2 separate regions of the Homo sapiens genome follow, and region 1 is linked to region 2. Evidence: read pairs that join two places in POLR2A ChIA-PET (ENCODE). Cell type or tissue: OCI-LY7. All regions are shown on one strand. Links, peaks and the distances in the headings refer to the core of each region. The heading gives the core; the rest is flanking DNA.

What was found. ChIA-PET counts read pairs that join two places held together with the same protein. Peaks named below come from ENCODE experiments on the same cell type or tissue, not always from the same donor. Only the 100,000 strongest peaks of a DNase experiment are listed, where the experiment ranks them.
Region 1: POLR2A ChIA-PET joins it to region 2 with 10 read pairs; 6 of 35 experiments call an interaction of 5 or more read pairs at or near these places.

The regions. Positions count from the first base shown.
Region 1 is chr3:186,547,979-186,564,389 of GRCh38, reverse strand. It overlaps TBCCD1 (TBCC domain containing 1), which reads left to right. Exons shown (of 8, transcript NM_018138.5): 2 at 18-396; 3 at 5,818-5,973; 4 at 7,615-7,981; 5 at 9,306-9,492; 6 at 9,639-10,136; 7 at 13,111-13,261. The coding sequence starts at 61. The coding sequence ends at 13,240. Among named protein-coding and RNA genes, the nearest start is that of TBCCD1, 11 kb to the left of the region's middle. RefSeq lists a silencer at 11,396-11,690 and an enhancer at 10,980-12,179. In OCI-LY7, for the core only: no CTCF peak of the experiment used is centred there; no DNase peak of the experiment used is centred there.
Region 2 is chr3:186,797,782-186,810,487 of GRCh38, reverse strand. RFC4 (replication factor C subunit 4) reads left to right here and starts at 4,006. Exons shown (of 11, transcript NM_002916.5): 1 at 4,006-4,198; 2 at 5,764-5,905; 3 at 9,293-9,371. The coding sequence starts at 5,775. RefSeq lists enhancers at 3,227-3,838, 3,839-4,450. In OCI-LY7, for the core only: no CTCF peak of the experiment used is centred there; DNase peaks (open chromatin) are centred at 2,977 and 3,977; H3K4me3 peaks cover 3,082 bases; H3K27ac peaks cover 2,297 bases.

The DNA of each region.
Region 1 (16,411 bases), core at 8,009-16,008, 250 kb after region 2:
GAAACTTTGTTTCCTAGGTATGCAAAGAAGCCTTTTCACCCTGATGTCCTTAGAGATAATATGGATCAGTCCAGAGTTCTCCTCTGGGTGAAAGCAGAACCCTTTATAGTGGGTGCCTTGCAGGTCCCCCCTCCATCCAAGTTTAGTCTTCACTATCTCAGGAAGATATCCACCTATGTGCAAATCCGGGCCACAGAAGGAGCTTACCCGCGCCTCTACTGGTCTACATGGAGGCACATCGCTTGTGGGAAGCTGCAGTTGGCCAAGGACCTGGCGTGGCTTTACTTCGAAATATTTGATAGTCTTTCAATGAAGACACCTGAGGAGCGCCTGGAATGGTCTGAGGTTCTGTCCAACTGCATGTCTGAGGAGGAAGTTGAAAAGCAGAGAAATCAGGTACGGATTGATATGTGTGTATACTTAATTACTTTTGGAAAGAAACCATTCTTTTTTAAATTAAAAAATGTTTTTGCTTATTACAATTTTTAGATAGAAACAGAGTTTCACTTTGTTGCCCAGGCTGGTCTTGAACTCCCGGCTTCAAGCAGTCTTCCTGCCTCGGCCTCCCAAAATGTTAGGATTACAGGCATGAGCCACCATGTCTGGCCCAATAAACCATTCTTAATTTTTGTATTAGCTGTAAAATTTTAGGTTTTAGGCTAATGGCCATTGTAATCTCAAGTTATCATTTGAGTTTTAGTAGTTCCAGTTTGGCAGTATTTCATGTATTCAATGAATTAGTCCTTACTTACCAGACCTTACTCACCTACTCCCAAAGCAGTAATGTTACAGAGACCCTGTTATTGAAAAAGGGAAATATTTTACTGACTTTAAAAAGATTTTGGGGTGAATGAGTGTTATGAACAACTGATATGTTACAGTCAGAGCACCTGACTATTTTAAAATGAACATCTGCTACATGATGGGATTCAAAGATGATTAGGATAGCATCTCAACCCTCATGGAGCTTATGGACTAGTAGAGGAAGCTGGTATTAAAAAAAGATGCTATTTAATAGTGTGATATGTATAATAAAAGAATACACAAAGTACAGAAATTGAATAAAGAATGATTTATTTCAGTGATAAGGAAAGACTTCACAGAGAAAGTATATTAATCAAGTAGGCTGATTATAGTAATAGACAACCCAGTATTTCAGTGGCTTAGAACAGTAACAGTTTATTTCTCATTCAGGCAGCAATCTAACACAGTTGCTCCTGGTTGGACAAATCTCTGGGCTGCTGTCATCCAAGCGATGACCAGGGATCCATGCTTCTATCACTTGGAGTCACTGTTAATCAGCTTTGTTAAAAGCTGATTTCATTCATTAAGAACAAACAAATGAAATTCCAGTGGCTTACAGGGGAAAAGGTTTATTTCTTGCCCATTTTACATGTGGGCTTCATTTTTGCTATGGCATTTGTCCAGGCTCCGTGTTTCCCCATTTAGGGACACAGGCTAAAGAAATAGCTTCTGTGTAGATCATTCCCATTCTTATAACAGAAGGGAAGATCAACAGAATGGAGGAAACTCATGATGTCTCTTTTTAAATTCTTATTTTATGTATACAGCTCAATCAGTTTGGGGATAAGTATATGCTGTGAAACCATCATGACCGTCAAGGACATAGACATACCCATCACCCCCCATAGGTTCCCCCTCCTCTTTTATGCTTGTTATTTTGTGTGTGTATCTGTTAAGAACACTTAACATAAGATCTACTGTCTTAGAGAATTTTAAGTATACAACATGTAATTGTTATCTCTAGGCGGTATGCTGTAGAGTAGATCTTCAGAACTTAATTTTCTTGCATAACGGAAACTTTGTAGCCTTTGACCATCAACCTCCCCATTTCCCCCTCCTCCTAGCCCTTGTCAGTCACCCTTCTGTCTGTTTTTATGAGTTTGACTATTTTAGATTCCACATATAAGTGAGATTACATAGCTTTGTCTTTCTGTGTCTGGCGTGTTTTACTTAGCATAATGTCCTCCAGGTCCATCCATGTTGTTGAAAATGGCAGGATTTCTCTCTCTTTCTGTTTTTAAGAGACAGGATCTCACTCTGTTGCCCAAGCTGGAGTACAGGGATGTAATCATAGCTCACTATAGCCTGGAATTTCTGGGCACAAGCAATCCTTCCACCTCAGCCTCCTGAGTGGTTAGGACTACAGGTGTGTGCTATCATGCCTGGCAAATTTTTGTATTTTTTTCATAGAGGTCAGGATCTCACTGTGTTGCCCAGGCTGGTCTTGAACTCTTGGCCTCAAGTGATCCTCCCACCTCAGCCTCCCAAAGTGTTGGGATTACAGGCATAAGCCACTGTACCCAACATGATTTCTTTCTTTTTTAAGGCCAAATGGTACTCCATTATATATGCATGCCAAGTTTTCTTTATCTAGTCATCCATCTGTGGACATTTAGGCTGCTTCCATATCTTGGCCATTATCAATAATGCTGCAATGAACATGGGAGTGCAGGTATTTGCAGGATCCTGATTTCAATTCCTTTGGATAAATACCCAGAAGTGGGATTGCTAGATCGTATGGTAGTTCTCTTTTTTATTTTTTGAGAAACCACTATACTATTTATTTATTTTTTTTTTGAGACGGAGTCTCGCTCTGTCGCCCAGGCTGGAGCGCGGTGGCGCGATCTCAGCTCATTGCAAGCTCCACCTCCCAGGTTCACACCATTCTCCTGCCTCAGCCTCCTGAGTAGCTGGGACTACAGGCACCCACCACCATGCCCGGCTAGTTTTGTGTATTTTTTAATAGAGATGGGGTTCACCATGTTAGCCAGGATGGTCTCAATCTCCTGACCTCATGATCCGCCTGCCTCGGCCTCCCAAAGTGCTGGGATTACAGGCGTGAGCCACCGCGCCCGGCCCTATTTTTTATAATGGCTGTACCAGTTTACATTCTCACTGACAGTGTACCAGGGTTCCCTTTTCTTCACATCCTTACTAATACTTGTTAATCTTTTGTTAACAAGTGTGAGGTGATATCTCATTGTGGTTTTGCTTTATATTTCTCTAATGAGTAGTGATGTTGAGCACCTTTTCGTATACCTGTTGGCCATTTGTATGTCTTCATTGGAGAAATGTCTATTCAGGTCCATAGTCCATTTTTTAATTAGGTTATTTGGTTTTTCTTGCTATTGAGCTGCAGGAGTTCATTATATATTTTCGATATTAACCCCTTACCAGATACATGGTTTACCTTTTCTTCTGTTGATTGTTTCCTTAGTTGTGCAGAAGCTTTTTAGTTTGATATAATTCAACTTATTTTTGCATTGGTTGCCTGTGCTTTTGGTGTCATATCCAAACAATCATTACCAAGACCAATGTCAAGGAGCTTTTTCCTTATTTTTCTCTAGGAGTTTTACCATTTCACCCCTTACATTTAAGTCTTTCCTCCATTTTGAGTTGATTGTGTATGGTATAAGCTATGGTCCCAATTTCATTCTTTTGCATTTGTAGATCCAGTTTTCTCAGCATCATTTATTGAAGAGACTATTCTGCGTTTTGTATTCTTGACACCCTTGTGGAAAATTAGTTGACCATATATGTGTGAGTTTGTTTCTGGACTCATGATGCCTCTTAAAACTTTTGCTCAGATTTGACATAAACTAAGACTACTTTTATTCCATTGGCTAAGGCATTATTCCCATGAAGATGGGAAGGTAAACCACCTTTCAGGAGATAAGGAAAATCCCATGGCCATGGGTAGGGCTGTATAAGCCTCTTAGAGAATTTGAAAGTGAGCAATAGTAAATAATAATACAATTTGCCACAGCCATGCCCACTGGGGCCTCAGAGTCCTTTTGCTTTCATTTCTTTTGAGAGTTTTATTATTAGGCTTGAAAGTGATAAAGATAAATTCATTCACATTCAGTTGCTGTAATTCATTTATGCCATATCTAACTCCAAAGGAAGATGGGAAATGCCATCTAATTACATACCCAGGAAGAAGAAAAAAAGTAGTAAGCATCTAGCAGTCTCTGCCTTATAGGGTCATATCTAAACAACGTTTTGGAAATTGAAAAGTTTATCAAGCAATGAAGAGGGAAAGGGCAGTACATTTATTCATTAATCAAATATTTATTATCTACTATGTACTCGGTATAGTAGTGGATGCTGGGCATATAGAGATGAATAAAACCTTCAGGAAGTTCCAGATTTTTTGAGTGCTTTTTATGTACCAGATGCTTTGCTAGTTACTAGGAGTATAAAAATGGAAAAGGCAAGGATCCTATAGTCTCCATGAAGAAATAATGATAATGTAACAAATAATTGTTTAAAATGGAAGTATATATAAAATCAGGGAATTACACTTAGTGAAAAAAGCCAATCCCAAGAGGTTACATACTATATGATTCTATTTACCTAATGTTCTTGAAATAATAAAATTATAGAGATGGAGAACAAGTAAGTGGTTGCTAAGGGCCTAAGAAGGGGTGAGTGGGACAGAGAAGTGCATATGGCTGTAGAAGGGCAACATGAGAGATTGTTCTGTTGATGGAAATGTTCTCGTATCTTGACTGTATCGGTGTCAATATCCTGATTGTGATATTGTCCTATAGTTTGGCAAGGCGGGTAAAGGGTACATGGGATCTTTCTGTGTGAATTCTCACAACTATATCTCAATCTACAGTTATCTCAGAAGTTCAATTAAGAAAGTAAAAATTTATAAAATATACAAATTCATGGGGCTTCACATTGTTAGTTGATTAAATAGGTCTGGGTGATCCTGAGAATCTGTACTTTTAAGTTTCTCAGATGATAGTGTTTTTAGCCAGGTTGGGAATCAGGGTGAATATAGCTGTAGACCCAGATGTATTACTTTACTTTTTTGCCTCTCCTGTATGGGGGTGGGTAGATGAGGGTAATCAGGGGCTTCAAGTCGTGAGCTTCAACCACACCCTTCCTTGAATAAGAAATGACTATACATCTATCAGACCAACAGTGTTTTTGTCTTTAAGTGAAACACCCCTTTAAGAATTTGCTGAAAACCTGAGGCCTACTCCCTTGAAAAATGCACATATACCAAAAAATTACATACAATTTCAGGTATTGCACTGGTATCCTAAACTTTCTTGACAGGTTTGTGAGTCTTAAGTTAGACCTCTGTCTTAACTGAATTTTCTTCTTTCTTACTTCCATCTACTTATTTATTCAAATTACTAAGGTTGGTTTTTTTTAAATTGTAAGTTTAAACTTCTGAAATAATGTACTTAAAGTATGTACTACATCCTTTCATCAGTTTTGAGAGATAATTTCTATAGCCATAGATGTTATACAGCTTTCTGTGAAGGTAAATTATTCCACTTTAATTAGTTTTAGGAACTCTTGGCCAGGCACAGGGGTTCACGCCTGTAATCCCAGCACTTTGGGAAGCCAAGGCGGGCAGATCACCTGAGGTCAGGAGTTCAAGACCAGCCTGGCCAACATGGTGAAACCCTATCTCTACTAAAAATACAAAAAAATTAGTTGGGCGTGGTGGCACATGCTTGTAATCCCAGCTACTCAGGAGGCAGAGGCAGGAGAATCTCGCTTGAACCAGGAAGGCGGAGGTTGCAGTGAGCTGAGATCGCATCATTGCACTCCAGCCTGGGCGACAAGAGTGAAACTCTGTCTCAAAAAAAAAAGAAAAAGAAACTCTTACATCTGGGTACCAGAGACATACATATCAAAACTGGCAATGTTTCTAAGTTGGTTTTTTTAGGATCAGCCAACTTGTGAATTTACTATGTCTACTTAGTTGTTAGACTAGTGGTTGATGTTTTAAAACGTCTATTCATCTTTTATTTTCTTCTTGGACAGCTTTCAGTGGACACGCTACAGTTTCTGCTCTTCTTATACATTCAACAGTTGAACAAGGTCTCCCTAAGGACATCTTTGATTGGCGAAGAGTGGCCCAGTCCCAGAAACAAATCTCAGTCTCCTGACCTGACTGAAAAATCTAATTGTCATAATAAGGTACTCCTTATATCTTGATCTCATTCTCTAAAAGGGACAATTTGTGTGGGAGATGGTTCACTTGCATTAAAAATTATGATGAGATTTCTTACATAAGCCAGTGATTTGATGGCTTGTTTTGTTTTTCACTTTTTTTTTAAATTATAAAACAAAATCAGTGTGTACAGTCTTAATCACAATAGAGAACTGGTTGCAGTGCCTTCACTGGTAGGAAAACCACTTGCTGATTTGTGGGCAGATCATCACTATGTTCAATTAGCACTGCCGTTTTCAACATGTCAATCAATGCGAATCAACTTATGTGACTAAGGAGCATCAAGAAGATGGAGTGCTTGCAAAATCTTTTGAAATCTACTGAAAAAAATTATAAAAATATCTTCTCATGTTGTTTAAGTAATTACATACGTGACAACCCAGAAGCTAAATTTAACTGCCTCACATTGTGAATTTTAGAGGATGTCTTATTGCTTTTTTCTTTCTGTTTTTGTAAAGAAAACCAAAATATTTTTACTTGTTCTTGTGTAAGTATATTGAAAAACTTTAAGTAAAATGTAGGCCTCAGTATTAATGCCATGTACAAGCTCTTTAAAAATGTTCTAAAGCTAAGAAAAAATATCTCTTTGCTATTTGGAACTTTTCTAATCTCCTTTTTAATAAGTCTCTCCTCCTTTATATTCCATGATGCTATTACTCTTGGTTTTGCTTCTAACTCTCTCTTCTCACTTTCTTTCATAAATTTCTCTCCCCTGGCCCTTACAAGCAGCTATTCTGTCTGGGTCAATTTTCCCTTCTCTCTTAACTTATTCATTCAATGTAATTCTTTATATTCCTACGACTTCATATATCTCAGTGACTCCCAACTTTGTGTCCTTCCCAGAGCTCTTGCTTTATAGTTACCGCTTTATATAGATGCCCTAGCTATAGCTTAAATTCAGAATGTTCAAGCCCAGATGTATGAGAGATACCAGTCACTACCTCTCTCTCCACATGTAGTTCCTGCAGAATGGGCACTGTTAGGAGATGGTGTTTTGAGCCAAGGTAGCCTCCATTCATTTCTGCCTCTATCATTTATTATCATTTAGTCATACGATTTTAGGCAAGTCAGTTAACTTCTCTAGGCCTTGGCTTCCCTTCTGTAAGTGAGGATAATAATGCATGTTTCTGAATGACTATGAGACTTCAGTAATATATTAGCATGGGACTTATTGCATAGTAAGCACCAATAAATGGTGACTTTGGTTTATACTACAGCACGACCTCTCTGAGTAACTGATTGGACCGGGGTGGACACTTGAGTAGCCCATTTATTGCTATACATTTGAAATTGGCCAGATTTAAAGTGACGACCTGGGCCAGTCAGTTCCCCCAGGAAGAAATTATGCATTGGTGATAGGTGTTTGAACTAAAAACGCATTTGACATTGGGACTGGAATAGCCATCATGCTTGTTAATGAACTGGAATTCTAAGGGATTAGAAATTCTGAGGCCAAGCCGGGCGGATCACCTTTATAAGGTTTATATAACTACCTAATTCCTTTTGGGGGATGAGGCAGAGTATAAATACAAAATAATTAAAATATAGAAATTTTAGATCTTGTGGAATCTCTTTATTAAGAGTGCTTTCTTTTAACTTTTTTTTAGAACTGGAATGATTACAGTCACCAAGCTTTTGTCTATGATCATCTGTCTGATCTCCTCGAGCTGCTTTTAGATCCAAAACAACTCACTGCATCATTTCATTCAACCCATAGTAGTCTAGTGTCTCGAGAAGCTGTTGTGGCGCTCAGCTTCCTTATTGAAGGTACAATAAGTAGAGCCAGGAAGATCTATCCACTTCATGAACTTGCACTGTGGCAACCACTGCATGCAGATAGTGGCTTCTCAAAGATCTCTAAGACTTTCTCTTTCTACAAACTGGAAACCTGGTTGAGGTCCTGTTTGACTGGGAATCCATTTGGTACATCAGCTTGCCTCAAGTCTGGAAAGAAATTGGCTTGGGCTCATCAAGGTATTTTTTAATATTTTAATCTACATTAAATTGAATGACAACTTAAGGAACCTAGTGTTTTCTAATATATTAGTGATCTCGTGTCTTCTCTAGAAGACCTAAAAAATACTGCTCCTATAAAAGAGAAAAAGGAACATCTGTCTTTTGTGCATGACTTTTTCTCTCAAGGATTATACTAAAATATTAAAAATGATAGTAGGATTACAAATTATTTTTATCTTCTTTTACTGTTATTTTTCTAAATAACCATATATTATGTACCTGGTACATGTGTAATAAAAGTAAACGTATGTAATAAAAATAAACAAGAAATGTTTTAAAAGAAGAAGAATAATAGCATACTCATGTGACCTCCCAGTATTTCAGCGGTGTTGTTTACAAGGGTGTCCCGGTGGCTTGCAGGGAGGTACAGTCTGAGAAGGCAGTCACGTAACGGTGTGACTGTGTTAGGAGAACCTGCGCGTATTTTTTGAGTGTCAGTTTGTGCAACACACTGTGTGGGATAGGAAGATGTGCTCTCAGGTAGTAATGATCTTAGGAGTAAAGACATGAACTCAGGCTGGGTGCGGTGGCTCACACCTGTAATCCCAGCAATTTGGGAGGCTGAGGTTGGCGGAAGGTGAGGAGTTCGAGACCAGCCTGGCCAACATGGAGAAACCTCAGCTCTACTAAAAATACAAAAATTAGCCAGGCGTGGTGGCATGCACTGGTAATCTCAGCTCCTCAGGACGCTGAGGCAGGAGAATCTCTTGAACCTGGGAGGTGGAGGTTACAGTGAACTGAGATTGCACCACTGCACTCCAGCCTGAGTGACAGAGTGAGACTCCGTCTCACAAAAAAGAAGAAAAAAAGGCATGAACTCAAATAGGATTAATGGGATAATGTGGTAAGTTAGGAAGGGTACAGAATTAATATTATGGTAATTTAGAGAGGTGAATTACGTTTGGGATGATAAAGTAAAGCATCTTGGAGGAGAAGATATTTGAGTTAGGACAGCTTTGCCACTTACTAGCCATATGACCTTAGGCATAGACCTTAACTTGAAGCGTAGACACGAAAAAGTATCTTAGACTTATAGGCAATCTTAAATTCATTATAGGTTTTAAAATTTTTTTTATAACAAAAATGAAAATTCCAAACATACAGAAAGGAATAGAGAATAGTATAGCAAATACCTCTATCCAAAGCCCAGATCTAACGTTTTTGTCCCTACATGTGGTATCTAATTTGAGACATATATACATGTAGACGTGTAACCTCATATGTTTGTTTGTTTTTCTTTGATTTGATACTGCCTCATCTATTTATATGTTTTCTTAAATAGTTGAAGGGACCACCAAAAGAGCTAAGATTGCTTGTAATACTCATGTGGCCCCTAGGATGCACCGACTGGTAGTGATGAGCCAGGTTTACAAGCAGACACTGGCTAAGAGCTCAGACACTCTGGCGGGGGCACATGTAAAGATTCATCGTTGCAACGAATCTTTTATATATCTGCTCTCTCCCTTACGGTAAGCACAGTTTTCATGGTGTTCTGATGTTCTGACATTTTCTTTGGACTGTGACTGATTCTTTTTTTGCCATCAGATAATAATATTTTAGTCAAATTTTTAAAATCTTATTCAGAGGACTTTACCTCATTTTTTCCTTTTTTCAGATCTGTGACAATTGAGAAGTGCAGGAATAGCATCTTTGTCTTGGGCCCTGTAGGGACTACACTTCACCTCCACAGTTGTGACAATGTTAAAGTCATTGCTGTTTGCCATCGTTTGTCCATCTCTTCTACAACAGGTTGCATCTTTCACGTTCTTACGCCTACACGCCCACTTATTCTCTCTGGGAACCAGACAGTAACTTTTGCCCCTTTTCATACACATTACCCAATGCTAGAGGACCATATGGCCAGGACTGGCCTTGCTACAGTGCCTAACTATTGGGATAATCCAATGGTTGTGTGCAGAGAGAACAGCGACACAAGAGTCTTCCAGCTTTTACCACCTTGTGAATTCTATGTATTTATTATTCCCTTTGAAATGGAAGGGGACACAACAGAGATACCCGGGGGTCTTCCATCTGTATATCAGAAAGCACTGGGTCAAAGAGAACAGAAGATACAGATCTGGCAGAAAACTGTGAAGGAGGCTCATTTGACAAAGTGAGTATTTTTTACAAGTAACAGTTTGTGTTTTTTGTGAAACTCCATGGAGAAACAAATTAGTCTGCACATTTTTACAGCTGTGCTAAAGTAATAAAAAATGTAAGGCTGGGCGCGGTGGCTCACGCCTATAATCCCAGCACTTTGGGAGGCCGAGGTGGGTGGATCACCTGAGGTCAGGAGTTTGAGACCAGCCTAGCCAACATGGTGAAACCCCGTCTCTACTAAAAATACAAAAATTAGCTGGGTGTGGTGGCGTGTGCCTGTAATTCCATCTACGTGGGAGGCTGAGGCAGGAGAATTGCTTGAACCCAGGAGGCGGAGGTTGCAGTGAGCCAAGATCGTGCCATTGCACTCCGGCCTGGGCAACAAGAGTGAAACTGTGTCTCAAAAAAAAAAAAAGTAATGTGTTTTTAAATTAAGGTTTGGATTTCAAATTAGTATTTCAAACACTGTTAGGTTGGGGATGGGAGTGGGTAAATATCCAGTATTAGACTCCCTTTTCTTAAGAAGCTAAAGTTTAGTTGGCAAATATAAGACTTACATGAATTTAAAAAATCATACATAGAGTATGCCACATAATCCAATACCATTCTAGGCACCTTCTATGTGCTAACTCATTTATTCTTTGTAATAACACCTTATTACAGGTGAGGAAACCGAAGAACTGAGGAATTAAGTACTTTACCCAAAGTCACACAGGAGCCAGGATTCACACCTAATCAACCTGGTTCCAGAGGTTCTTTTTTTTTCTCTGTTCTGACTTCTCAGTAACCAGAGGTTCTTAAATGCCTCTAATGTCTTCATTGTTTTCTTTCAAATATTGTCATACCATATCATACTGTACAATAATAACATTATAATAATGTGTTGTAAAAATGGATGATCATGAAAAAACATTCTTTTAAAGCAGTTCTGTTGTTTGAATGGTTCTAGTATTTAAATGGTTAGATTCTCTACACTTGATCTCAGCCAAAAGGCCAAGAAACGATGAAGTGCTTAGATTCTCTTACATGTGAAAAGCTCCTGCATATACATGTGCAGACTGTGGGATGTAAGCACTTAATAAATGCTGACTCTGAGTCAGTGTTTTCAAGTGGTGAGATCCACAGTGATCCCAGAAACAATGAAAGTAGTCAGTTTAACTTTGGGAATATAGGAAGACAGAAATCAGTTTGAAACAAATTGCCAGTGTGACCCTTTTAACAGTGATTACATCATGTCATTTCCCTGCTCTGACCCCTCTAATGGCCTCCCATCATACTTCAAATAAAATCCAAAGCCTTTACCATACTTACCAGGCTCTCTCTTCCTCAATTTCTGCCGTTCTTTTCCTCATTTCCTCCTTCCCGGCATACAGCAGTCATCTTACTATTACTTAATCACTGCCCTCTGACCAAAGACCACCAGGAACACATCTATAGAACAAAGGTGGATTGTGTTGACTCATGGCAAGGAGGGAGAGAAGTGTGTTTCATCTCAGTAAAAGGTTGGGGAACATGGAAAACTGTGTTTCAACTCAGTAAACAGGTGTTAAAAGGAACTTATCGTTGGATTTTGGCTTGTGTTAATGATTTGGGGGAGAGTTCTAGGAAGCAGGACTATCTGGAAGTGAGAGTAATGTGTGATTTGACAGTTTAATAACTTTTATATCTAAGGCAGGAGGAAGGAAGGAAGAGCTAAAACTATAATTGTAAAGAAGTAGCCACTCCTCCAGGAAAGGAATGTTTAGTGATTTTATGGTTTGGGTCACAACATTTTTTTGGAGGTTGGTGTGGGGGTTTCTGAACTGAGATACGATTACGGAGTGATCTTGTTCTTTCTTTGGTCTATCATCATCCCAGAGTGGCTTTGTCTAATGGTGGTGGTTTAAGGTATTGTTTATGTTCAACAAAAGAATACAATAGCAAGTCCAGATCCTACACCAAGGCCTAGCTGACAGTGCTAGGCTAGCTCCTGGCTGTCAGGAGCTACTCTTCTCTTTCTTATCATGAACATGTGAAATACGCTCTCACTTTGGAACCTTTGTACTTTTTTGGTCTCTTCTGCCTGGTATATTCCTCTCCAAATACTCATTCTGCTTATTCCATCATTTCATTTAGACCTAAGCTCAAATATTATCTTAGGGAGGCCATCTCTCTCCATTCTTTCTCTGAAATAACATTTCCAGAATTGCTATTCCTTCACCCTGCTCTATTTTTCTCCATGGCACCTAGAACTACTTAACTTTATATTATATTTTTATTGTATTGTATTGTATTGTACTGTATTTATTTTGAGACAGCATCTCGCTTTGTTGCCCAGGCTGGAGTGCAGTGGTGTGATCTTAGCTTACTGCAGCCTCCACCTCCTGGGTTCAAGCGATTTTCCTGCCTCAGCCTCCCGAGTAGCTGGGACTTAACAAACATGTGCTACCATGCCTGGCTAATTTTTATATTTTTTGTAGAGACAGGGTTTCACCATGTTAGCCAGGCTGGTCTTGAACTCCTGGCCTCAAGCGATCCACCCGCGTTGGCCTCCCAAAGTGCTGGGATTACAGGCGTTAGTCACCATGCCCGGCCTATTTATTTTATTTTTACCTATCTTTCCTACTAGAATATATAGTCTTCAGGAGCATGGATTACACAGATCACAATGTGAATGGTGCCCTCTGGAGTCGTGAAGTGTCATCCTGCTTCAACAGGGGCCTTGTCTCTTCTCTATACATTTATCCCCATCAGTCAGAACAGTACCCAGTGTTCACTTGGTCCTTGGTAAATATCTGACAATGAAAAAGTAGAAAGAGGACATTGTATCTGATCAATCCTTTGTGGGGTGGGGGTGTCCAGTGTACTCTGAACAGTGAGAACAAAAGGATAACAAGAAATAATTAATCATTTAACATTATCCTATTAAAATATTGTATAATTGCTTAGAGTACAATTTATATGAATTCATGTTCTTATATTCTTTTTACTCATAATCGCAATTTTAGGGATCAAAGGAAGCAGTTCCAGGTACTGGTAGAGAACAAGTTTTATGAATGGTTGATTAATACAGGACATCGCCAACAGCTGGACAGCCTTGTACCCCCTGCAGCAGGCTCCAAACAAGCAGCTGGATAAGGATCTTACATGCAGACACTGGTAGGCATTTATACCACTTAAAACAGATTCTTTTGGGGAAATCTTTCAAGCATAAAAAAAAGGCACAGAATATTATATACTAAACATGCCCAAATTTTTTCTACCGCTCCTACCAGCATACACGGACCTTTATGTACCCATATTTACCATATTTTATAGTGAGAAAACCAACCAAAATATTCAGATGGAGCCTATAGAATTTGGGGCCAATATAATGGCCAAATTTTGTCTTATTTTGCTTTTTGCCTGGGACAAGTTGTACTGTCCAAAGATACCACATTCCCCCATACATAGTTCTAAGTTTTATTCTCCTTTTCTAAACCTTTCCTCTTATCCATTCCCCTCACAAAAACCAATTTACAAATTAGCTGATCTTTGCTAATTACACATATTAGCAGTAATAAATTACCAGAATTAATCCAAATGAAGATTTGATTACTGAACACTAGAAGATCATGGATTAAATAGAAGAGAATATGCATACAAACAAATTTACTGGAAGTAAATTTAATCCAGACATATGGTATTCTTTTTTTTTTTTTTGAGACTGAGTCTCTGTCTCTCGCCCAGGCTGGAGTGCAGTGGCGCCATCTCAGCTCACTGCAGCTTCCGCCTCCTGGGTTCAAGTGATTCTCGCACCTCAGTCTCCGGAGTAGCTGGGAAAACAGGCATGCACCACCACAGCTGGCTAATTTTTGTATTTGTAGTAGAGGCTGGGTTTCACCATGTTGGCCAGGCTGGTCTCAAAACTCCTGACCTCAGGTGATCCACTTGCCTTGGCTTCCCAAAGTGATGGGAGTACAGGCATAAACCACTGCGCCCAGCCCCAAACGTATGGTATTCTTTTTTAATAGAGATTAGTATACTGTGTTAGTTTAAAGTTTTTTTTTTTTTTTTTTTTGAGGCAGAGTCTCCCTCTGTCACCTAGGCTGGAGTTGCAGTGGCACAATCTCAGTTCACTGCAAGCTCCGCTCCCCCGGTTCAAGCAATTCTCCTGCCTCAGCCTACCAAGTAGCTGAGATTACAGGCACGCACCACCGTGCCCAGCTAATTTTTGTATGTTTAGTAGAGACTTAGTTTCACCATGTTGGCTGGGCTGATCTTGAACTCCTAAACTCCTGAACATCGCCCACCTCGGCTTCCCAAAGTGTTGGGATTACAGACGTGAGCCACCGGAACTGGCCTAAAGTATTTTTAAATGCTAGCAATAGAAAACAGACAAAGGACAATAATAGATAGTTCACAGAAAAATACTTAGAGACACAAAAATGCTTACTTAAAATTAAAGAAATGTAAAATACTATTTTTTATTAGACTGGCAAAGAGCAAAAGCTGGTAGTACACAATACTGGCAAAACATTTCGTTTACCACTAGGAAAGTGTATATGTAACCTCTGTGGGGGGCAGTTTGACAAAATCAAAATTAAAAATACAAATTTTCTCTGACTCAGCGATTTCTTTTTTCTTTTTCTAGAGATGAGGTCTAATTCTCTTACAGGCTAAAGTGCAGTGGCACAATCATAGCTCACTGCAGCCTCCAACTCCTGCGCTCAAGCAATCCTGTCTCAGCTGGGACTGCAGGTGCATGCTATCACACCCAATTGATCTTTTTATTTTTCTTTAGAGACAGGGTCTCACTTTGTTGTCCAGGCTGGTCTTAAACTCCTGGCTTAAAGCGTTCCTCCTGCCTCGGCCTCCCAAAGTGCTGGGATTACAGGCATGAGCTACTGCACCTGCCCTGATTTAGCAGTTTCACTTATTATTAATAGAATTTATCTTACAGATAAACTCATGTATGTAGGGATCAATTAATTAATTAATTAATTTATTTATTTATTTTTGAGATGGAGTCTCACTCTGTCCCCCAAACTGGAGTGCAGTGGTGCGGTCTCGGCTCACTGCAACCGTCACTTCCCAGGTTCAAGTGATTCTCCTGTCTCAGCCTCCTGAGTAGCTGAGATTACAGGAACCGGCCACCGCACCCGGCTAATTTTTGTATTTTTAGTAGAGACGAGGTTTCACCATGATGGCCCAGGCTGGTCTTGAACTCCTGACCTCAGGTGATCTGCCCACCTTGGCCTCCCAAAGTGCTGGGATTACAGGCATGAGCGACTGCTTCTGGCCTATTTATTTAATTTTTAAATTGACAGATGAATTGTATATATTTATCATTTCCAGCATGATGTTTTGAAATATATATGCATGTGGAATGGCCAAATCAAGCTAGTTAACATTAGAACCTCACATAGTTGTCATTTTTGCAGTGAGAACACTTAAAATCTACTCTCTTTGTTTTTTTCAAGATCACACAGTATTGTTATTAACAACAGTCACCATGTTGTACATTAGATCTCTTCAATGTATTCCTCTTAGCTAACCGAAATTTTGTAACTGAAGATGTTTGATGTGGCATTGTTTAAAAAAACTGTGGACTAGAAACACCCCAAATGCAGTGTATTTATATGCTAATTATATGCCTAACAATCTTTGAAAGAATATAAAGAAATTATAAACAGTGTTTGTCTTTGAGGAATGAGATTGGGTGTCTAGGGTGGGAGAAAACTTCTTAAAAATTTTATTGAGATAAAATATTACCACATAACATTATGGGAAGTAAATTCACCTTTTTAAAGTAAAGAATTCAGTAGCTTTTAAGTATATTCAGAAGTTTGTGCAACTATCACCACTAAAAAATCTAGAACATTTTCATCACCTTCAAAATAAAGCTCGTACACATTGTAGGCCACTCCTTATTCCTCCAACCCCTACATTTCCTCTTCCCCTTAGTCCTTGGCACCACTAATCTACTTTGTCCATTTTGGACATTTTATGTAAATGGAATCATATAACATGTGGCTTCTTGTGTCTGGGTTCTTTCAGTTAGTGTAGTGTTTTCAAGATTCATCCATGTAGCCATGTATCAGTACTGCATTCTTTTTCATGGCCAGATAATATTCCATCGTGTGGATCTACCATTTTGTTTATCTGTTGATCAGTTGATGGACATTTGGCTTGTGTCTACTTTTCAGCTGTTGTGAGTAATGCTGCTGTGTACATTTGTGTACAAGTTTTTGTGTAGACATTTGTTTTTATTTCTCATGGATATATACCTAGAAGCGGAATTGTGAGGAATATATTTAACTTTTAAAG
Region 2 (12,706 bases), core at 379-8,378:
ATCCAAACTGTAGCATCCTCCTAGACTAGCCCTTGGAGGTGGGCTGCCTCCACAAAAGGAATGCAATTTTTGATAAAGTGGTTTTGTTGGCTGAAGACAGTTGCTGGACAGGGACTCATTCAAGAGTTGGCCAGCAACCCTCCCAGCAGCTGGGGGAGTGAGTATCTCAGTCCTGAAAGGTAGCATACCAGAGCATCCACTACACCTGCATTTTCTGATTTTTTTTTCTATTTATTTGTTATTTTTCTAGAGATGGGGTCTCAGCTGTGTTGCCCAGACTGGTCTCAAACTCCTGGGCTCAAGTGATCTTCTCACCTTGGCCTATCAAAGTGCTAGGGTTATAGGCATGAACTACTGCACTCAGCCTGCATTTTCTGATTTCAAAATGACACTATCATCCACTATCTGATCTTTTCCACTCCTGACAGCTCTCTTTTTTCATTTGCTACCCAAGTCTTTTCCTTTCCTAGTGACCTTATAAAATATCATCCAGGCCAGGCACAGTGGCTCACGCCTGTAATCCCAGCACTTTAGGAGGCTGAGGCGGGAGAATCACTTGAGGTCAGGAGTTTGAGACCAGCCTGAACAACGTGGTAAAACCCTGTCTCCACTAAAAATACAAAAGTTAGCCACGTTTGGCAGCATGTGTCTGTAATCAAGTGGCTGAGGCACGAGAATCACTTGAATCCAAAAGGTGGAGGTTGCAGTGACCTGAGTTAGTGCCACCGCACTCCAGCCTAAGCAACAGGGTGAGACTGTGTCTCAAAAAATTTAAAAAAAAACATAATCCAGGGCCAGAGGCAGTGGCTAACACCTGTATTCCCAGCACTTTGGGAGGCTGAGGTGGGAGGATCCCTTGAGCCAAGGAGTTCAAGACTAAACATAGGGAGATCTCGTGCTCTCTCTCTCTCTCTTTCTCTCTCTCTCTCTCTCTCTATATATATATATACACACACACACACACACACACACACACACACACACATCATGCAGGTACAGTTTTGTATCATCTGTTTCAAAGGGCAACGCACTAAATAAAGCTGTACTCAACTTTTGAAAGCCCTCTTTTAAGATTAAAAAACTTCACAGGGTCCAGGCACGGTGGCTCACACCTGTAATCCCAGCACTTTGGGAGGCCAAGGTGGGTGGATGCCGAGGTGGGCAATCACGAGGTCAGGAGTTCGAGACCAGCCTGGCAAACATGGTGAAACCCCATCTCTAAAAAAAAAAATACAAAAATTAGCTGGGTGCAGTGGTGCACACCTGTAGTCCCAGCTACTTGGGAGGCTGAGGCAGGAGAATCACTTGAACCTGGGAAGCGGAGGTTGCAGTGAGCCAAGATTGAGCCATTGCACTCCAGCCTGGGTGACAGAGTGAGACTCCGTCTCAAAAAAGAAAAAACAGAAATAAAACAAAACAAAAAAACTTTACAAATCTCCACATAATAGTATCATAGTAGTAACTGAATGAATGCCCATTACAATAAATAATAAAAGCTATTATAAACTTGTTAAACTGGTTTAATCATGTGAACACCCACATATGTATGACACAAAAAAAGATAAGTATTTATATAAGGACATTTCTTGTTCTGGTGAGAGAGACAATGCTTGGTGTGCACACAAGTTCTTCAACTACCTGGATTAGGATGCTGCCTATAATTGTGTACAATAACGGAGTAGTCAGCTGAGGGGCAAGTGGAGATAGAAATCCAGCCCAATCTCTTATCACCAAGTTTTTCATCCCACCAAGGGCTGAATGTACCTGCAGAAAGGTGGCATTTTTTTAAAATCAATTGCCAAAACAAGATACCACTCAGGTCTCTCTTTTCTATTTAACATTAAGGCACCTCTATGCCAGCCCTGAACCTGCCCAGTGACTGATCACAAGCTTTGAGTCTGGAGTCAGTCCAAGATGTGGATTATGGCTTTGCCACTTACTTGCTATTAACCTTTGTTGTAGTCTGAATGTTTGTCCCCACACCCCCAAATTATAGTTATTGAAATTATAACTCCCAAGGTGATGGTATCAGGAGGTGGGGCCTTTGGGAGGTGACTGGTTCAATAGAGTGGAACCCTCATGAATGGGAGAAATGCCTTCATAAAGGAGATGGCTGGAGAAAACTAGTTAGCCCTTTCCACCAAGTGAGGTTACAGCAGTAAGACAGCTGTCAATGAGGGAGTGAACCCTCACCAGCCACTGAATCTTATGGTGCCTTGATCTTGGACTTCCCAGCCACTAAAACTGTGAGAAATAAATTTATGATGTTTATAAGCCACCCAATCTATGGCTTATAAACATAGCAGCCAAAATGGACAAAGACCACTTATCCATCAGCTTGTCTGTTTTTTTGTTTGTTTGTTTTTGAGACGGAGTCTCGCTCTGTCACCAGGCTGGAATGCAATGGCGTGATCTCAGCTCACTGCAACCTCCACCTACCGTGTTCAAGCGATTCTCCTGCCTCAGCCTCCCAAGTAGGTGGGATTACAGGCACCTGCCATCATACCTGGCTAATTTTTGTATTTTTGTAGAGATGGAGTTTAACCATGTTGGCCAGGCTGGTCTTGAACTCCCGACCTCAGGTGATCCGCCCACCTCGGCCTCCCAAAGTGCTGTGATTACAGGCATGAGCCACCGTGCCCAGCCCAACTTGTCTGTTAAATGAGATCATAACATCCCCCTCTCTGTGGTTGTGCTGTTCCTTCAGGTAGCAAATGGATACCATCTATTTTCATAGATCTTGTTTTATCAACTGTATTGTGGTATAATTTACATACAATAAAATATACAAGCATTAAGTATACAGTTTGATAAGTTATGGTAATGTAAACCGGTGACCAGATAGATAACCTGTGTGTTTTTTATACTGTCCAGAGATTGTATCAGACTCTGTGGAAATTACAAAGTAGCATAAAGCATCCTTACTTTGGTTAAACCCTTGATTGGGTTAGGCCTGGGATGTAAGTTCTCACAGCCCCCTACTTCCTCTGCATAACCACACATCACATTGTCTGTCACTCTCCTAGTCTGTAAAGCTACTTGAGGGCATCTCGAGCGTTTTCCCTGCTGTATCTGCAGGCATCTAACACAGTGCGTGGACATTCTGTAAGCATTTGTTGCAAGATAAATGAAAAAAACGTACAAAGTTAACAATGGATATCATGCTGAGTTTGTGCCAAACAAAACAGTCATTTGAAGAAGACCCGGAACAACCTTATGGGTTAGTAATTAGTAAAGACCAGTAGAGAAGGTGGCCTTTGAGAAGGGTCAGGTTTCAATAGGATTAAGGAGCATTTCAGAGCTAAACCAAGTACTTGGAAGAGATAAAAGCAGTGGGCTCAGGCACCAGCCTAGCCCACTGTGCATGAAGCTTGGTGGGGCTAAACATGATTATCAGTCCTTTAACTTTTATTGAACGCCTTCACTTCCAGATTTCTAAGTGGGGCTCAGGAATTATAATAGATGTCCACAGCTGCATGGTCTTCTCTCTCCACAACACGCAGACACTATTAGAAGTAAAAGCCACGTGTCCTCAAGAGGGCAAGGCAAAGCATCTTCAGATGTCTCTGCCCTTAAAGCACACGCGTTCTGCTCTGCGACGAAGCAGGACAAGGAGGACAGGGACCTGCACCTCCGGAGGCCCGCACCTACGAAGATAGCGGGCTCGGGACCTTCGGTGGACCGGCAGGGTTCCAGAGGCCCGCGCGCCGCCGCCCCGCCCTCATTGCTGAGCCTGCCAGGTAAGCAGCCCCAGCGCCGTGCCCGCGCGACCTCTACTCCTTCCGGGAGGGTCGCGCTCACGTCTGAAGTGGGAGCAATGCACCGGGACAGGGACACCTCCTAGGCCATGCCTGTTCCAGTCCAGTTCTGCCTGAAAGTCCGGCTGGCTCATCACCTGCCTAAATAAAACCGTATACGGGCAAACTCCCTCCGCAAGCAGCGCGCCCCAGCACCGGAAGTGACGCGTTACGTGCCCGCGTATTCCTACCGGCGTATTCCCGCCCTGCTTTTCGCCCGCCGTTCCGTGGCGGGAACTGAGGCGACTGTGGGGACATCAGTGATCGTAAGTCTCCTGGGCCCGTTATTCTCAGATTAGGTGACGGAGCTAAGACTTCGAGACCATCTCGTCCTTTTTGTATCGCGGAAACCTGAGGAACGAGCCGGCGGCGGTGACCTGCACGAGAAGCCAGGCTAACTGGTAACCTGCTGGAGGAACTGCAAGCCCGCTTCGCCTTCCCCACTCCTGCCCTTGATGCCCCTTGTGAGGTCTTCCACCTCCTTCGGGGCCCCAGCCTAGTGGCCCTTTCATGCCCTGGCCGCGCCCTTTGGTGAAATGGTGGTTCCGGACAGCATCTTGCAGGCCCCGGCTTTGGGCTGTATTAATGTTTAACAGCCCGAGGCAGGGATGGACTAATCCAGTAACGTTATAAAAACCTTGGCTGCTAACAGATATTAAAAATTTATTTTATTGAGCATATCCCCATATGCCAAGCAAGGAACTATGTATTTGCATACATTCTTTTATTTAACTCAGTTGTCCTGTGGAATAGGCCTTAGCTCCTTTAACAGAAAAGGAAACCGGGTATCATAGATGGTAATTCATTCACCAAATATTACGGAGCATCTACCATGTACCAGGCACTGTTCTAGGCACCAGGGCATGTAGCAGTGAAAAAAATAGAATTAACCGGGGACTTTTCAGGCGAGCTAATGATGCTTTTTATCCCTGAAAACAGCCTGGAAGAATGTTTACCTGCATGTTAGAAATAGTTACCTTCTGGGTGGGATTTTGTATTACTTTTTTAAATCTCTCATGCTTTTATGCATTGTTTTGATTTCTTCAAGTGAGTGTGTTATGAGAAAAACAGCTGTTTCTATTTTAACAACAGAGTCCCCCACCTTCCCTTCCCCACAGAAAGTCTCTGAAGGTAGGTAAGCATTGACTCTGCCATGAAAATAGGTCCCTGGCCAGGCGAGATGGCTCACACCTGTAATCCCAGCACTTTGGGAGGCCGGGGCAGGAGGATTACTTGAGCCCAGGAGTTCCAGACCAGCCTAGGCAACATGGTGAAACCCTGTCTCTACCAAAAATTTAAAAAATTAGCCGGGGGTGGTGGCACGCACCTGTAGTCCTAGCTACTGGGGAGGCTGAAGTGGGAAGATGACAGGAGCCTGGGATGTCAAGGCTGCAGTGAACCATGATTCCGCCACTGCACTCCATCCTAGGCAAAAGAGTGAGACCCTGTCTCAAAAACAACAACAACAAAAAAAGGTCTTTGAGTTCTGACCCAAGGAAAGGAGTGAAGGTTCTCATTTGTGGTGCAAGCAGAGCACCTTTAATTGCCGAAGAGTCCATTTCAGGGTCTGAGCTAGAGCTAGGCCCATGACTGTGAAAGAAACCATGGAGGCCCATGTGGTTTGGTCATTAGCAACATCATATTTATCAATGCATTTGGAACTCATTAAACATTTTTGTGACATATGATCTTTGTTCTATAACTCCTGCACTAGAAATAGATTCTAAGTTCGTTAGGGACTTTGACCACTTTTCTGTTCTTGTAGCCCTCAGTACAGTGCATTCAGAGTGTCCTAGGTCATGGGGTGATGTCCTTTATTATGTAACATCTTTGCACAAGGCTAAGTTTATTTTCGGGCTGTACTTTCTCATAATGGTTCCCCACCACCACCCCCGCTTTCCTATGGTGCTGATTCGCAATAAAAGTTTCAATAAAAGCTTTTTTTTTCTGTCTTGCACCTGACCAGGGTGAAGTACCATGCAAGCATTTCTTAAAGGTACATCCATCAGTACTAAACCCCCGCTGACCAAGGATCGAGGAGTAGCTGCCAGTGCGGGAAGTAGCGGAGAGAACAAGAAAGCCAAACCCGTTCCCTGGGTGGAAAAATAGTAAGAACACTTGTGTCTTTGTTAAAATAATTCATAAATTATCTCTCTAACCAGTACTGATCACTTTTTTTTTTTTTTAACTTATGGAGGAATGCTTTGTTCTGTTTAGAAGTTGTCTTTGAAAAAAAATCACCCACTTATATAAGTCATAGAACCCTGGAACTAAAGTTACCTGAGAATAATCTAGTTTAACTCCCTTATTTTGTAGATAAACTGAGATCTCTACAAGCAGAGGCTTCCATTTTAGGGGCTGGGATACAGAAGTGAAGAAAACAAAAGTTTCTGTAAACTGGCTATAAATACTAGGTCAGGAGTTCTACTTAAATCCAAATATGTAATCTGTTCCTCCTTCTTCTCATTACAATAGGTGGAAAGTATTATTATTATTATTACTATTTTTGAGACGGAGTCTCACTCTGTTGCCCAGGCTGGCGTGCAGTGGCATGGTCTCGACTCACTGCAACCTCCACCTCCTGGGTTCAGGTGATTATCCTGCCTCAGCCTCCCAAATAGTAGGGATTACAGGTGCCCACCACCACACCTGGCTAATTTTTTGTATTTTTAGTAGAGACGGGGTTTCACCATGTTGGTCAGGTCGATCGCAAACTCCTGACCTCAAGTGATCCACCTGCCTTGGCTTCCCAAAGTGCTGGGATTACATGCATGAGCCACCGCGCCCAGCCCTGGAAATTCAGTTTTGGTTAGCTCATACATTTTTGTCCAAACAACACTTGAATTAGCATTTAAATTGTCAGTCACCACCTGGCATGGTGGCTCATGCCTATAATCCTGTATGTAATCCCAGCAATTTGGGAGGCCAAGGTGGGAGGATCACTTGAGGCCAGGAGTTCCAGACCAGCCTGGCCAACATGTCGAAACCCCCTCTTTACTGGGAAAAAAAAAAAAAAAAAATTAGCCAGGCATGTTGGCGGGCACCTGTAATCCCAGCTACTTGGGAGGCTGAGGCACGAGAATCACTTGAACCTGGGAGGCAGAAATTGCAGTGAGCTGAGATCACACCACTGCATTCCAGCCTGGGTGACAGAACGAGACTCTGTCTCAAATAAATAAATAAAATTGTCAGTCATCTAAGTGATATTACCACAAGTAATTGTAACTATTGGTTGAATGTAGCCTCGGTAATTACCAATGTTTACAGATTACTTATAGGCCGAGTAAGGCCCTCATATGTTTTTTGTGTTTTTGTTTTTTGCTTGCCTTTTTGTTTGTTTGTTTTTTTGGGACAGATTCTCACTTTGTCACCCAGGCTGGAGTGCAGTGGCGCAATGTCAGCTCACTGCAACCTCTGCCTCCCAGGTTCAAGTGATTCTCCTGCCTCAGCCTCCCGAGTAGCTGGGATTACAGACATGCCCCACCACACTCAGCTAATTTTTGTATTTTTAATAGAGACAAGGTTTCATCGTGTTGACCAGGCTGGTCTTCAACTCCTGATCTCAGGTGATCTGCCTGCCTTGGCCTCCCAAAGTGCTGGGATTACAGGCGTGAGTCACTGCGCCCAGCCCCTTATATGTTTTGTTTGGCACCAATAAACCTCATGAAAATCTAGATTTTTTTAATTATGTGGAGGAGGGTCTGGATTTTCAGCTTCTCAGGAGATCAGGCAACACTGGGGGCAGGTTCTCACATGACAGGAGTTATATGGACTTGTGTACTGCTTCTCCTTTTGGAAAGGTCGTGTGTTCCTCAATTTGCCATGGTCCCTACTATATCTTGCATCACACTCTGCCTTCCTCACTCTTGTTATCTGCTTAATCTCTGCAGGTATTTGAATATGAGTCCCTGCTTTATAACATATACTGGATTCCCAAGAGAAGACATTAAAAAAAAAAATCATAATTCCTACCTAGTGTTAACCTGATTTATCGAAAAGTATGGATCAAAGAACTTTTGATTAGTTAACTAAGCACAAAGCCTAAGCTTAGAGTTGGAAGTGTAACTTTGTTCTAGCTTCTCTTAAAAATCACTGTTGTAAGATGAAAATTATATATGATACTTCATATTGGTTCAGCTTGTTGTTTTTGTTAGCCCTCAATGAATTGAATAGGTCTTCATTTTTTTATGCAGTTAGATGATGGAAAAAATTGGCATTAACCAGTTAACACATACTAAGTATATATGTAACTACATTAACCAAAATAGTTACCTATACTAAGGTTACTAAATGGTTTTCCCTTTTCATCTTAAGATTCATGATCTTATTTTGTCAAAGTGGAACAATGCTTTTTTTTTTTCTTTTGAGACAGAGTCTTGCTCTGTCGCCCAGGCTGAAGTGCAGTGGTGCGATCTTGGCTCACTGCAACTTCTGCCTCCTGGGTTCAAATGGGACTACAGGCATGTGCCACCACGCCCACCTAATTTTTTTTGTATTTTTAATACAGACGGGGTTTCACCATGTTGACCAGGCTGGTCTCAAACTCCTGATCTCAGGTGATCTGCCTCCCAAAGTGCTGGGATTACAGGCGTGAGCCACCGCATCCGGCCAATAATAATGCTTTCTAAGCAGGTGTTCACTTTAATTTTTTTTTTTTTTTTTTTTTTGAGATAAAGTTTCGCTCTTGTGACCCAGGTTGGAGTGCAATGATACGATCTCGGCTCACCACAACCTCTGCCTCCAGGGTTCAAGCGCTTCTCCTTCCTCAGCCTCCCGAGTAGCTGGCATTACAGGCATGCACCACCATGCCCGGCTAATTTTATATTTTTAGTAGAGACAGTGTTTCTCCGTGTTGGTCAGGCTGGTCTTGAACTCCTGACCTCAGGTGATCCACCTGCTTCAGCCTCCCTAAGTGTTGGGATTAGTGTGAGCCATCGCACCCAGCCCCACTTTAATTTCTTTTTTTTTTTTTTTTTTTTTGAGACAGAGTCTCCCTCTGTCACCCAGGCTGGAGTGCAGTGGTGCGATCTCAGCTCACTGCAAGCTCTGCCTCCCAGGTTCGTGCCGTTCTCCTGCCTCAGCCTCCCAAGTAGCTGGGACTACAGGCGCTCACCACCACGCCTGGCTAATTTTTTGTGTTTTTAGTAGAGACGGGGTTTCACTGTGTTAGCCAGGATGGTCTTAATCCCCCACTTTAATTTCTAATTAGTGTTTGTAGCATATAAAATAAAATCCTTTTTCTTTAATTTTTGTGGGTATAACAGATTCGAGCAATGCAGAAAGGAAGTAAAACATTATTTCACTCTTTCAGAATGTGTTTGGTTACGGTAAAAACAAGTGGGGTTTCCACCTATTTCCGATTATGAAAAAGTTTCTCATTTCATTGCTGATGTTTAAGAATGGTCATTGGTATTTTAGTAGAAGGAACACTTGAGAGTTTTCTGTGGCTACTATAATATACTAAATAACCTCTTTCCTCCTTCTCACCCCGCAAGTCGCCCAAAATGTGTGGATGAAGTTGCTTTCCAGGAAGAAGTGGTTGCAGTGCTGAAAAAATCTTTAGAAGGAGCAGATGTGAGTTGCAAATGGTGTTTAATGTCATTGGGATATTTAAGACTTAATTTATTCACCCTCTTTCTTCCTTTATAACTTCTAGCCCTCGTTAAATATCTTGCTCTGTGTACAGTAGGTCCTTGATAACTATTTGTACAATGATAATTAGTTCAAATATTTATTGAGCATCTCCTATTTAATCTTACATAGCAGTGTTACCTAGTATTCAAGTAAAAGTCATAGTAATTAAGACAAACTATGAAACATAGACATAGAACAAGACATAAAACATAGAACAAGACAAACTATGCCCCTTTTTTCATGGGTTTTTATTGGTAAGGAAAGATAGAATAAACAAGTAAACCAATAAATAATTATAGGTAGTAATATGTGCTATAAAGAAGAGCCAGAGATTCCTCTAAAGTATAATTGCTTACTAACTTTAGGATTTGGATTGACCTATAATACAAAAAAAAAATCGAGCTTTGAATTCTGCTTATAGCTCTCTCTTCTGCTGTGATCTGGGGGATAAAGTATCCATGGATAACTTGCATTGTAAATTATTCTGAGATAAGATAAACCCATGTGAAAAATTAGCAACTTAAAGTTGTGTTATGATGAATGCCCAAAGTGCTTTAACAGCTCAGTAAAGTGCTGAAGTGGGATGTGGTTTTTGCTTTAGTTTCAAGATTTGCTTCCTTCCTCTCAATCTGGCTGCTTTTAATTAGAAGTTCTTTTGGGTTTTGCTGCCATCATTCCCTTGCTGAAATTATATTACTACAGTACACATTTTGAAAGAAGTTAAATTTATAAAACTATTTAGAATCTTTTTCTTTACCAGTATGTGTTTTGATTTGACTCGCATACTCTTATACCTTTTTGGCCGGCCACAGTGGCTCACGCCTGTAATCCTAGCGTTTCGGGAGGCTGAGATGGGAAGATCACTTGAGGTCAGGAGTTCAAGACCAGCCTGGCCAACATGGTGAAACCCCATCTCTACCAAAAATTAGAAAAAGTAGCCAGGCGTGGTGGCACACACCTGTAGTCCCAGCTACTCAGGAGGCTAAAGCGGGAGAATCATTTGAACCTGGGAGGCGGAGGGGTTGCAGTGAGCCAAGATTGTGCCACTGTACTCCAGCCTGGGTGACAGAGTGAGACTCTGGTCTCAAAAATAAATAAATAAATAAGTAATAAAAAATAAATAACACAAATACTCTTATACCTTTTAATTTTATAATAGTATAGCATTTTATTTTTTGGTATATTCTGCTTGCATATCTTGGTAACAGTATATACCATTTTAATTGCAGTTGCATAGTAATTACACAGATTGCAGGACAATATCTAATTTAATTACTAGTATCTTCAGCAAATGTAGTGAGATTAAGATCCAGTTCTTTTGTTTTTTTGTTTTTTTTTGTAATTGAGACAGAGTCTTGCTCTGTCACGCAGGCTGGAGTGCAGTGGCGTGATACCAGCTCACTGCAACCTCCGCCTCCCAGGCTCAAGTGATCCTCCCACCTCAGCCTCCCAAGTAGCTGGGACTACAGGCATGCACCACCACACACAGCTCATTTTTGTATTTTTAGTAGAGATGGTGTTTAGCCATGTCAAGTGACCTGCCCGCTTTGGCCACCTAAAATGCTGGGATTACAGGCATGAGCCATCATGCCCAGCCTAAGATCTAGTTCTTGACTTTATGCCACGTAATTTATGAGGCTGAAGTAAGAACTTCAGTTTAATATTTTGTGCACCTTTTCAGACTAAGTTTTGTAAAGAGGTGAAATAGTTTTTTTAATTCAAAAGAGTAAAGGAAAACAATTCATTCAATTTATTTTGAAAGGTTTTAAAGAATTATAAGAAGATAATTTTTTCAGAAATTGATTTTAAGAACTGGTATTCCACATACAGTTCTTGAATGTACTACATATATTAGACTAGTGTATAATTAAGGTTTAATAATTTTACCCTGTTTCAAAGAATTTAAATTATTGTATCTGATAGTTAACCTGGATGAATCGTTACATTGTTAAGGGATGCACAGATCAAAATAATAGTTGTAGACCTTAATTACTAAGAAGCCTGGGAGGTTTTTAAGTTATGAATCTCATAGTTTGTTCTGTAAGCTATATGTTATGAATGTAACAGTAATAGTCTTCTAATTAACATATTTGTCTATGTATTGGTTTATTCATTCATTTGGCCAACATTGACTACTGTAGTAGATGCTAGAATACAGATGTGAATAGAACAAATAAGGTTCTTGGTCTTTTAATGAAGTAGACAGGCATTTTACAATTAAGCCCCACAGTGAAATAACAATAAACCAATGCAAAATGCAACAAACACTAATGAGAGAATAGGAGAGGAGACCTACTTTAGACTGAATGGTTTCTGATTTGTAATGCATTAGGAGTTGGCCAGGCAGAAAGAAGAGGATCAGACTCCAGGTCATGGGAGCAACATATGTTCGGGCCAGAAAGTGCCAAGCTGTTAGAAGCCATTGTAAGCTAGAGCCTGGAAGGTGAAGGAGGTGGTAGGCAGATCATGGAAGTCCTTTAGGCCATGGTAAAAAGCTGAGGGTTTTTTGGTTTGTTTTTGTTTTTCTAAGTGGAATAGTTTTAAGTAGCAAGCAGAGTGGTATCTGATTTAGGTGAAGAATGAATGGACAGGAAGAGGGAGGGTTAGGCAAGAGTGGAAACAAACTCTAATGCCTAGTTTCCTGTGTACACTGATTTCCTTATGTGACAGGACATACTGAAGATTGCACAGTATCATAACAGAGCTCATTAGAATTTAGTTGACTTATTAATTTTCACCACGGATCAGTCGACTGCTTGATAGGAGCCAAACTAGCTAGATACAAGGTATAAAAGAAGGTAGCTAGTGATTTAATTTTATCCTTTCCTCTTCTAATGAATTCTCCCTGATACATGCAAGCATCCTTACAGAGTGCATAATCATGATGTGGAGCAGTGCCTAGTACTTAATATATATCTAGTTTTGGATTTTTTGTTAATATTTCTGTTCTTGGTACTTCTGCTCATCCAAAGCCCTAATTATGTCTTTTTTAGTCCTTTTTCCTCAGTTTTGGCCAAATCCCATTACTCTTTTGGTCTGCTTCCCCTTTGAAGCAGCTGACATTTTGTGTAATATAAAATCTTACCTAATCTTGAGCATAGAGGTGGGATAGGAAACTGAGATTCCCTTTAGAAATAAAAGGTTTCTCATTCCAGCTTTGAAAATTTCACCTAAGTGGATTAGCTATAGAGCAAGCATAAATATTGGTTCAGCTTAAGAGATTAAAAAGACACTTGGGGAAAAAAGTGGTAGTATATGAAAAAGCAGGATTTAAA